Linked DNA regions of Homo sapiens: region 2 is linked to region 1. A link is an interaction called in ENCODE POLR2A ChIA-PET data of the cell type or tissue named here. Cell type or tissue: K562. All regions are shown on one strand. Each heading gives the region's core, and the rest is flanking DNA. Links, peaks and the distances in the headings are about the cores only.

Region 1 (5,382 bases), core at 194-5,193:
GCACTTTGAGAGGCTGAGGCGGGCGGATCACGAGGTCAGGAGATCAAGACCATCCTGGCTAACATGGTGAAACCCCATCTCTACTAAAAATACAAGAAATCAGCCGGGCGCGGTGGCGGGTGCCTGTAGTCCCAGCTACTCGGGAGGCTGAGGCAGGAGAATGGCGTGAACCCGGGAGGCGGAGCTTGCAATGAACCGAGGTCGCGCCACTGCACTCCAGCCTGGGTGAAAGAGCGAGACTCTGTCTCAAAAAAAAAAAAAAAAAAAAAAAAAAAAAGAACTTTTAGGACCCCTGGAAGAAAATGTCCATAGGCCAGCATGCTGAATTTGTGGCTGAGATGGGTTTACTATTTCTCTAGTCATTGCAGTTTTCTTCAATGATAAATATTATTAATGAAAACAGGCATTTTAGAAGCTTAAAGGTGAATAAGAAAAGCAAGCTGCAGAAGTCTTCATACAATAAGAAACCTTTTTTGTTAAAGTTTCTATCAGGCAGGTTAGGTACAGTAGCTCACATATGTAATATCAGCACTCTGGGAAGCCAGGGCAGGAAGATCACTTGAGGCCAGGAGTTCAAGACCAGCCTGGACAGTATAGTAGGACCTCCATCTCTACAAAAAAAAATTTAAAAATTAGCCAGGCATGGTGGCATGTGCCTGTAGTCCCAGCTACTCAAGATGCTGAGGCAGGAGGATCCCTTGGGCCCAGGAGTTAGAGGCTGCAATGAGCTATGATGGCACCACTGCACTCCAGCCTGGGTGACAGTAACATGTCTCTCAAAAAAAAAAAAAAAAAGAAAGAAAGAAAGAAAAGGGATCTGCCATTTGCAATAATCTGGTTGAACCTAGAGTAGGAAGATGATTACCAGGTGTTTGGAAGGAGTGAGCTATGGGGAAATGTAGGTCAAAGAGTCAAATGGTAGGCCGAGTGCAGTGGCTCACGCCTGTAATCTCAGCACTTTGGGAAGCCAAGGTGGGTGGATCACCTGAGGTCAGGAGTTCAAGACCAGCCTGGGCAACATGGTGAAACCCCAACTCTACTAAAAATACAAAAATTAGCCAGGCGTGGTGGTGCACACCTGTAATCCCAGCTACTCGGGAGCCTGAGGCAGGAGAATCACTTGAACCCGGGAGGTGAAGGTTGCAGCCAGCCAAGATCATGCCACTGCACTCCAGCCTGGGCAACAAACAGATCGAGACTCTGTCTAAAAAAAAAAAAAAAAGTACAAAGGGTCAAAGGGGTGAATAAATCAGGAAAGCTAATTAATGTGCAACATGAGTACTATAGCTAATATACTAGAAACTTGCTAAGAGAATAGATTTGAGGCACTCTTATCACAAGAGAGAGAGAGAAAGGGAGGAGGAAGGAAAGGGAGGAAAGAAAGGCAGGTAGCTATGCAAGGTGAGGGATTTACTTGGCTGTAGTAATAACTTCACTATATTCATGAATATCAAAACATCAAGGCCGGGCGCAGTAGTTCACACCTGTAATCCCAGCACTCTGGGAGGCTGAGGCGGGCAGATCGCCTGAGGTCAGGAGTTCGAGACCAGCCTGGTCAACATGATAAAACCCCGTCTTTACTAAAAATACAAAAATTAGCTGGGTGTGGTGATGCATGCGCCTGTAATCTCAGCTACCTGGGAGGCTGAGGCAGAAGAATTGCTTGAACCAAGAGGCAGAGGTTGCAGTGAGCCGAGATTGCGCCACTGCATTCCAGGCTAGGCGACAGAGCAAGACTCCATCTCAAAAACAACAACAAAATCATGTTGTACACATTACATATGTAAAATACAATAAAATAAAAAGTGTTTTGCCAAAAAAAAGAAAGAGAGAGAAAAGAGGTCTGGGTGTTGGGAGGGTGCTTACCAACGCACAGGCCCATGGCGCCACTGGAGGAGCATGTCCCAAGACTGACCGTGGTTCATAAGCTTTTCCTTGTCACTCTCTTGCTTCTCTCAGGACAGAACCCTGACTACACCTGGTGTGGCCAGTCGGGCTGTCCTAAAAAGCTCCGTCATCCAGCATTCTCCAGTGGGCACCTGGGGAGGCCAAGAGTGTCTTTGAATTCACCCAAGCTCTGTCTGTTTTCCTACCCTTGGGGTCTAGCTGCTACTGGGTAAGCAACTGCTGAGGAAGAAAAGGCATAAAGAAAAGGCATTTTGAAATATCAGGACATGAATAAAGCCAAAAGTCATGCTCAGTTCAATATTCACCACAGCCAAACTGCCGCCGAGTACTAGGGAAGCATTTAAGAAGAGCAGTTTTGTCCTTTTGTGATCTCCTTAAATGGTAGCTTTACTGCATTGACATTTGTATTTATTTTTTCCTTCATGACCTAACTCCCACTCACTGCCCTCCCCGGGCTTATCTCCTGCCACCAACTCCAGACACACTGAACTGCTGGAATTCTCCAAAGACGCCCTCTCCTCTCCCTGTCCTGACCCCATGGGCAACACCTACTTACTCAGTAAGACTCAGCTCCAAAGAAACATCCCCAGAAAGCTTTTCCTAACCATTAACCACCAAGCCACGTTAGACACCCCTGCTATGTCCTTCTTCAGTGTGCTGTGCCCAACATCTCAGCCACATGAAATTGCCTGCTTTTCTGCCTTCACCAGGAGGCTTTTTGACAAGAAGCCCTTTAAAGGCAGAGACTGACCCTCATTCATTCACCAGCACAGTGTCTGCAATGCGCTAAGTGGTCAAGAGCAACTGCTTTCATGAATGATTAAATGAACTTCTTTCCTCTGAGCAGTGGTTTGCAGATGAGGAGTACAGCATGCACATGTGTGTGCGTGTGTGGGTTTGGGTTTGGCTAGAACAGTGACAAGCACCTGCAGTCTGTGGATTACAGACCACCCATCGCACTCATGTTGAAAACAGTCTCAAAACGTTTTGGCCAAAAGAAAGATGTATTGGTTCCCATCACACTAGAGAAGAAAGTGCTGAAGGGTGAGTCTGGTCTCACAAATGACGAAAACAAGAGATTCCAACACAATGTATTTTCTCTCTCTCTCTCTCTCTCTCTCTCTCTCTCTCTCTTCCTCCCTCTCCATCTCTCTTTCCATCTCTTATTTCTGCTCTGGATGAGACAGATGGGCTTTCCCCAAATGTGGAGAGAAACAGCCAACAGAAGCACTGAGCTCATGCCTTCCTGACTTCACATAAAAAGTCATCTTGTCTTGATCCTAATTTTGTCCTTTAGAAGGCTTGGGTCCTTCTGGCTTGGGTCACATGCCCCCTCACCCCCCGGCCCCCACTGCATTTATTGTGCTGAGCACTTAGTAGGCCACTCAGTAGGAAAATTCATATCCTTTAATTCAGCAAAAGTCATATCGTTTGTCTTGGGTTTTTTGGGGTTTTGTTTTGTTTTTGTTTTTGTTTTGAGAGGGAGTCTCCCTCTGTTGCCCAAGCTGGATTGCAATGGCATGATCTCGGCTCACTGCAACCTCCACCTCCTGGGTTCCACCCATCCTCCTGCCTCAGCCCCCAAGTAGCTGGGACTACAGGTGTGCGCCACCGCACCTGGCTAATTTTTGTATTTTTAGTAGCGATTGGGTTTCTCCATGTTGGCCAAGCTGGTTTCAAACTCCTGACTTCAGCCTCCCAAAGTGCTGGGATTACATATGTGAGTCACCCTGCCCAGCCTGTCTTGGTTTTTTGATCGTTAAATAATCTCCCTCTCCTCTTGCTTTCTCTGTTTTCTCACTCTGATATAATTACTGATGGATCTTCTAATTTGCTTATCTTGTTTGCTGCTACTCCTGTCTCAGTGTCCTCTTCTGCTTTGGGGAAGATTTTTTTCAACGTCACCCTTCATATTTAGTTTTACGGTTGTGCCATCTTTGTTTCAATATCCAGGAGGCTCTTTCTTGTTCTCTGAATATTAATTTTTTTATCACCCTCATTCTTACATGCATCTTGACTCTCACCTTTTCTGAGGATATTAACTAATAGCAAGTAGTTTGTTTTCGACATTTTCTTCTGTTTCCTTCAAGTTACTCTTATTTGGGCTCTGCATTTCATCTTAGAGGCTTGGCCTCTGATGCTTAGTGATCCCTGGCTATTCATATTTAGACATAAAACACTAAATGTTTCTTGTAAGTTCTCAGTGCTGGTGGGCTTCAAAATAGGGTGACCGTGAGCGTTAATTTTATGTGTCAACATGACTGGACTACAGGATACACAGACATTTGATCAAACATTGTTCTTAGTGTTTTTGGATGAGTTTAATGTTTAAATCCATAAACTGAGTAAAGCAAATTGCCCCCTCTGGAATGTGATGGGCCTTATCCAATCTCAGGCCTGAATAGAAAAAAAGACCGACCCTCCTGCAAGTAAGAGAGAACGCCTCCTGCCTGAGAAGGGGTTCAGAACAGGGACATTGTTTTAATTTTTTCCTGCCTTCAGACTCAAACTGAAATATTGGCTCTTCCTCGGTCCCCAGCCTGCCAGTTTTGGACTGGAACTATACCATTTGCTCTCCTGGTTCTCAAGCCTTCAGACTCAGACTGGAGTTAAATTGTCGGCTCTGCTGGATCTCCAGCTTGCTAAATGCAGATCTTAGGACTTGTCAGCCTCCATAACTTCATGAGCCAATTCCTTATAGCAAATATCTTTTTATAGATACATCCTTTTTTTTTTTTTTGGTTTTATTTCTCTGGAGAACCGAGGATAATACAGATTTTGGTGCCAAGCGTGCTTCTAGAGGAACAATGTTTTAAGGTCGAGTTTTCTAAATGATTTCTGGGATATTTGCAATTTTCTCTAATTAGATTTAAAGATGCTCATGACTCTATTTCCAGCAGTAAAGAGTGCACTGATAGCCCACGGCATGCTCTGGCAATAGAGATATACAAAATATTACCATTGGCTACTTCTAATCAGCCACTTACAAGAAGCAAGGCTGTATGTGACTGTATATGTGATACTTTAGAACATTTTTGTCAAAATAATGAATATTGTGAGATTGGTGGATGGCTCTTAATGTGGCTAGACAAACTGGTGGGTGGGGTAGAATGAGTCCAGGGATTCAAGTTCGCAGCTCATACACCACATAAATGACCTAAGAGCTTCTCTGTATGCTGTGAAAGAGACCCTTATCTCCTATAGCAGAACCGAGATTGCTGAAAATCAAACCCAGAATCTCAACCTGCAACTCACTGGATTATGACACAAATTGAACTCCCAGCATCACAAGGTGTCCACTGTTAAAGTGAGGACACTGATGGAGAAGGCATGAATCCTGCAATTTGGAATGGGGACATGAGGGAAGACATTGAATGGGGACATTGAGCCCCTAAATTCTGATGAGTCTTCTCTGAAGTCTTCTTTGAGTGGAAACAGCCTCTCTACCCCAGTGAAAGCAGCAGCTTCCATACC
Region 2 (5,382 bases), core at 157-5,156, 79 kb before region 1:
TCCCAAAGTGCTGGGATTACAGAAGTGAGCCACGGTGTCTGGCTGCTTCTCTGTAATTTCTAGTAGTTTCAAAATGTCACTGATGGAATGACATTGATACTAGCTATTGGTAATTAACTAGGCCAGCAAAGCTTGGGCCCACCCAAGGTAGCCTGAAGAGCAGGACTGCTAATGGACTCCCAATCAATGTGCATGGAGGCTCTCCCTAAATACTTGTCATCAGCTCTCCTGCCATCCACACTGCTCTTCAAACACCCAAATGCACTCATGTGACTCCCCTGATTTAGACCTTCAGTGATCCTCCCATCATTCACTACAAAGATGAGTCCAAATCCCCTAACATCACTCACCGCCAGGCACCAGGGGAGCCATCACAGAAGAACGTCCTGCTCTGCTGGGGCTTCCGTCCTTATGACGGAAGAGAGGCAGCGAACACACAAACCCAGAACAGGGCAGGCGGTAAGTGCTTGGAAGAAGGCTAAGGCAGGCACCGGGGCTGCAGAATGGCACTTATCCAAGAAGTCCTCTCAAGAAAGGTGAGTACAGCCTGAATGACATGACCATATGACAAGCAAAGGCCTCCCAAAGCTGGCCCGAGGCCTGCTGGCCAAGCTCCTCCTCCGCCCGTCCTCCTCTTGCAACCTGCACTCCAGCCTCGGGAGCTGGGATTCCTTCTCCTAACACACCTCGCTGCTTCCACACTCCATGCATTTGCATTTGCTCTTCTTCTGCCTACAGCATCACCCACACACCTATCTGGTCTGGCCAACTCCTCCTGATCCTCCAAGGCTCCCCAGAAGCTTCTCCTCCTTTTTGAGGCCTTCTCTGGACACCAACCACGCACCAGCTTCCTCACCAGCAAGATTCATCACTTCTCCCTTCTGCCCCTCTGGACTGCACCGTGTTTATTCATGTGTCTGACGCCTGAGCAAAGTGGAGTTCCTTAAAGTCCCGGAGCTGTGACACTCATCTCCATAGCAGCAGCCCCAGGTCCTTCAAGACAGCCGTGCCTCTAGGGCCTCTGTTAATAAAGGAATGAAATGCACATCCTCTTTTTACAATGCCATCTTTGAAAAGGTCTGCCCATGAAGAAAGCACAAACAAATGCCTTTTTATTTAAAACTCCCTTTGTAAAAATCACTCTCCTTTTTTCCTGAAACCTGCATCTTTTAAAAGTCCTTTTGGGTTCTTCCCCCTGTAAAACTATCTTGACACCTAGCCATGTATCACGGCACATGAAGCAGCTACAACACTGCAGTTGGAAAAACATTATGCTGTGAAGGAAGAAACTCTATCTGCCAAGACACTTAAAGGCTTGCTACAGATATCATGAGAATGCCATGCTGGCCACAATGAAAGCAGCTTGGACACTCCTTTACAGCCTGTGATCATTTTCACAAACATTTCCTAAATTCTACATAGTAAAACTTTCTTTCCAAGGAGGACAAATTGTTTAAAAAGGGGGAGGAACATATTCTTTTCTGGTTTTGTTTTTCTGTAGTTAAACTCTGAGCTTTAAAAACACAGCCTATACCCCCCCATCCTTAGAACACCCAAACAGAAAGTCATTTGGAAGTAAAAAGGAAAAAAGTGGCCAGGACTCAAGACAAATGGCTCCCAATAAAGGAGATGGATTCAGAGAAAAAAAAAAAAAATATTCTTTCAGTGCAGATTCCACTACTGTTACTTGAGTTTCCATTCTGTTTTCAATGTGAGGCAAATAAAATTGTAGAAGTGAGAGCCTCCCATGTCGGTGGAAGGGAGTTGGATTCAGAATCAGGTTCTAACTGCAGAAACACAGGCCAGATCTCATAAAGACCAGCCCAAGCCACGCTGACAGCTGGCCCTCCTCAAGCCTAAACTAGAGCTCCAAAACTGAAGACCCCCTAAAAATAACAAAGAAAGAGCATTCAGCTGCTCCATCCAAACTCAAGCACAAAAGAAAGCGGGGGTAAAAATCGTTTCCATATTTCACATAAACACAGATCTCACTGCGACAGCTAGGAATGCATGAGTCAACCAAGGACTGACAATAATTACTGCACACATCGAGGCCCCCCACTACAATTCAAGACGAGAATGTGCAACACAGAACGAAAATTATGGACGTCTCTATTGGGAAATGTTTGTGCTTACATATTTCAAGATGGCTCTTTTAAAAAAAATAAAGTGTCCTTTTACGTGAGCTTTTAACTTTTTTGTTGTTGTTGTTCCAGAGAAAGCACCTGGAAGAGACTTTAAAATTTAAAACTTGTCCCAGAGTCACGTGAGATTTTATTCTTGCAACTTACTGTAACTGTACACTGTGAGTTTCTCCCAGCCCCCAGACTCCCTCACACGGTGGTTAAGATTAGTTCTGCCCCTGAACAGACTGGGGGTTTAACTGCACTGCAGTGGCCCTTGTGGGGCAGGAACAGAGGCAAATAAATCACAGAATGGCTGTAATTCCAGAAGAACAATTTTGGGGGAAGTAAACTTTCTCGTTGTTGGCTGTCAGGAACGGAAAGTTATCTATGGTGTACAGTGTTGAGAACCAGGCACCAGATGTCTGGTGCTGGGGCCGTCTCATTTCATGAAAAGGAATGTTTTCTTTTAAATGTCTAAATAACAAGTACCATTTCCTGAGCCCTTCTGTATTCCACAACATAAGCTGGGCACTCTCTCCTGCTGTTTCATTAATGCTCATAACAGCCATGTGATGTATTATTATGCCCACTTTGCAGATGTGAAAGCAAGCTCCGAAGGGCTAAATGCTCAAGGTCATACTACCATTGAGTGCTAGAGTGAGGATTCAACACGGGTTATTTTACTTTGCCCCAGACTGGCTCTGCTTTCCCCCTACAGCAGGTGGGGCACCTGTTCTGGTGTGTGTGACTTCCGCAGGCAGGCAGGTAAAGCCTTTGAGAGCGGCGGAGTCTCATGAGCAGGATGGATACAGGAAAACAAAGCTGTCTCCCTGGCTCATTCTCCATGCGATTAAATTAGTCAATGCTTACTACATGGATGAATGCAGAATTTAAATCTAGTGTCTGAAGAGCCTTTATTAACCATCATGTGAGCGTGTCCCTGGTTGCCCACTATCAAAGAAGTGACACTACTGAACTATAAACATCAATTTTACATCCAACAGAAGATATACCACGTTCTTGACCTCCTTATAATCCCATAAAGCCCAGTTTCCTTGAAAGCCAGATTAAAACAGTTCACTGAGCATGTGCCACCATATCTCGCAATTACTATTTCTTTTAAAGCCAGGCATGATCCCATATCTTTAAGAAATTTATTTGATAGCAGTCTTATGCTTATTTATTTGATAGCAGTCTTATGCTTATTTGATAGCAGTCAGTTCTAATTTATTTGATAGCAGTCTTATGCATATTTGATATTTATTTGGCTTATTTATTTATGCTTATTTGATATTTATTTGATAGCAGTCTTATGCTTATTTGATATTTACTTATTTATGCTTATTTGATATTTATTTTATTTGATAGCAGTCTTATGCTTATTCGATATTTATTTATTTTGCTTATGTATTTGCTTATTTATTTGTGCTTGTTTGATATTTATCTATTTTATTTATAGCAGTCTTATGCTTATTTGATAGCAGTCAGTTCTAATTTATTTGATAGCAGTCTTACGCATATTTGATATTTATTTGGCTTATTTATTTATGCTTATTTGATATTTATTTGATAGCAGTCTTATGCTTATTTGATATTTATTTACTTATTTATGCTTATTTGATATTTATTTTATTTGATAGCAGTCTTATGCTTATTTGATATTTATTTATTTTGCTTATGTATTTGCTTATTTATTTGTGCTTGTTTGATATTTATCTATTTTATTTATAGCAGTCTTATGCTTATTTGATAGCAGTCAGCTCTAACACAGTTTCTAAGTCACTGAGCATGAAAGTCCATCTCTCCTCGAGAAGTTCCCTCTTTTAGGTAGCAACTGGCAGTGTGAAATAGAAGAGACCTGATGCCTTCAAGAGTAGATGAGGAACACAGGCACATGCTGCCCTGTCTCCCTGAGAATGACATCATCCTTTTATGCTGTATGATTTTATGCATGTCTGTGTTTTGTTCTTTTTAAAGGAGACCTGATGACCAGGTTCTGGTCATCTTCAGAGCACTGAAAAAAATGAGTGACAGCAGGTGGCTGTCACATTATCAGGCCAAGAAGGCATCTTCCTCTTTTTCTAAATAACGTGAGCCAAGGTAATAATGACAGCATTCCAAGAACATCTTCTACTCCCGGGACAACTGCCACTGTACTTCAGGGAGTAACCAAAACACCAAGTCCCATCAGTGGGTTTGCTGGGGTGGCAAGCTCTAATGCACAGTACAGTTCTACCAATCTGTCATCAAGTGCCTTCCAATGACATCATCAGCCCATGAATGTAACAGAACAATTATCTGCCCCGTGACCCCTTCCAAAGAGTTCCCCCTTATTAATTCTGTGTCCTACTTCTCGGCACTAAAATTCAAAGAAGTTACCTTGCCCTTTGGGTCAACCTTACCAACTTCTCTCAAATAGGCTTTGTAAAATTATGAAACAAACTTCGGAGAAAGATACAAGTCCCACATTCTCCCTATGCCTAAGGGATCTCAGAGATTGTTTATCAGGCCACCTCGCACTTTAATATAAGCCTGGCCTTAAAAGAAGACTAAATGTTTGTTTTAAGCAGAACTGGTGCCACAGTAATAAACTTTCAGGGCAGGAGATCAGTTCTCCCTTGTTAGACTGACCCAAGATATTTTGCCAGGTGCAAGCCAGCCTGCCACAAAACATCCTAAATCCACCATCCAGTCCCAAAGTGGGTGGGCCATGACACCTTTCTGTTCCTAAGAGGCACTTAGATTTTTAGATTATTTTTTAGATTAATAAAGTTAATTAAGTTTGATTGCATAAGCCCTACTTCTAAAAATTTGAGGTTTATCTAAATATAGTGATGCAGAGAAATCGTTAAGACAGTATTCAATGTAAAAAGGAACAGATTCAAACTGTGCAGAAATCCATTTACAAAAAGACAATGATTATGTGCAAATAAGAATAAACATGTATGCAAATGTCTAGGAAGGGTTCCAGAAGGTGCTGACCCCCAACTCTGGGAAAGGAGAAGGGTATAGCATAAAGGGGACTATCTTTTCCAACCTATCTAGAGTTCTGTTGTTTAAATATTCTTTTACAAGAAAGTATTTCTGTATTATTTGACAAATAAAAATGAAATCTACAGGCAACGGAAAGATAATGGGGGGAAGGGTGAATATATGAAAGTAAATCACATTCCATAGCTCTTGAATGTTTAATCAGAGATGATTTTCCACTAATATTCCTGTGATGACCGATTTGCTCCATGAGGATGCATTTCTG

The links. ChIA-PET counts read pairs that join two places held together with the same protein. Peaks named below come from ENCODE experiments on the same cell type or tissue, not always from the same donor. Only the 100,000 strongest peaks of a DNase experiment are listed, where the experiment ranks them.
Region 2: POLR2A ChIA-PET joins it to region 1 with 5 read pairs; 2 of 35 experiments call an interaction of 5 or more read pairs at or near these places.

Annotation. Positions count from the first base shown.
Region 1 is chr6:154,556,811-154,562,192 of GRCh38, forward strand. No RefSeq gene overlaps it. Among named protein-coding and RNA genes, the nearest start is that of CNKSR3, 49 kb to the left of the region's middle. In K562, for the core only: no CTCF peak of the experiment used is centred there; a DNase peak (open chromatin) is centred at 2,401.
Region 2 is chr6:154,477,577-154,482,958 of GRCh38, forward strand. The region is part of intron 1 of CNKSR3 (CNKSR family member 3); the gene reads right to left. Among named protein-coding and RNA genes, the nearest start is that of CNKSR3, 30 kb to the right of the region's middle. In K562, for the core only: no CTCF peak of the experiment used is centred there; DNase peaks (open chromatin) are centred at 2,061 and 2,355.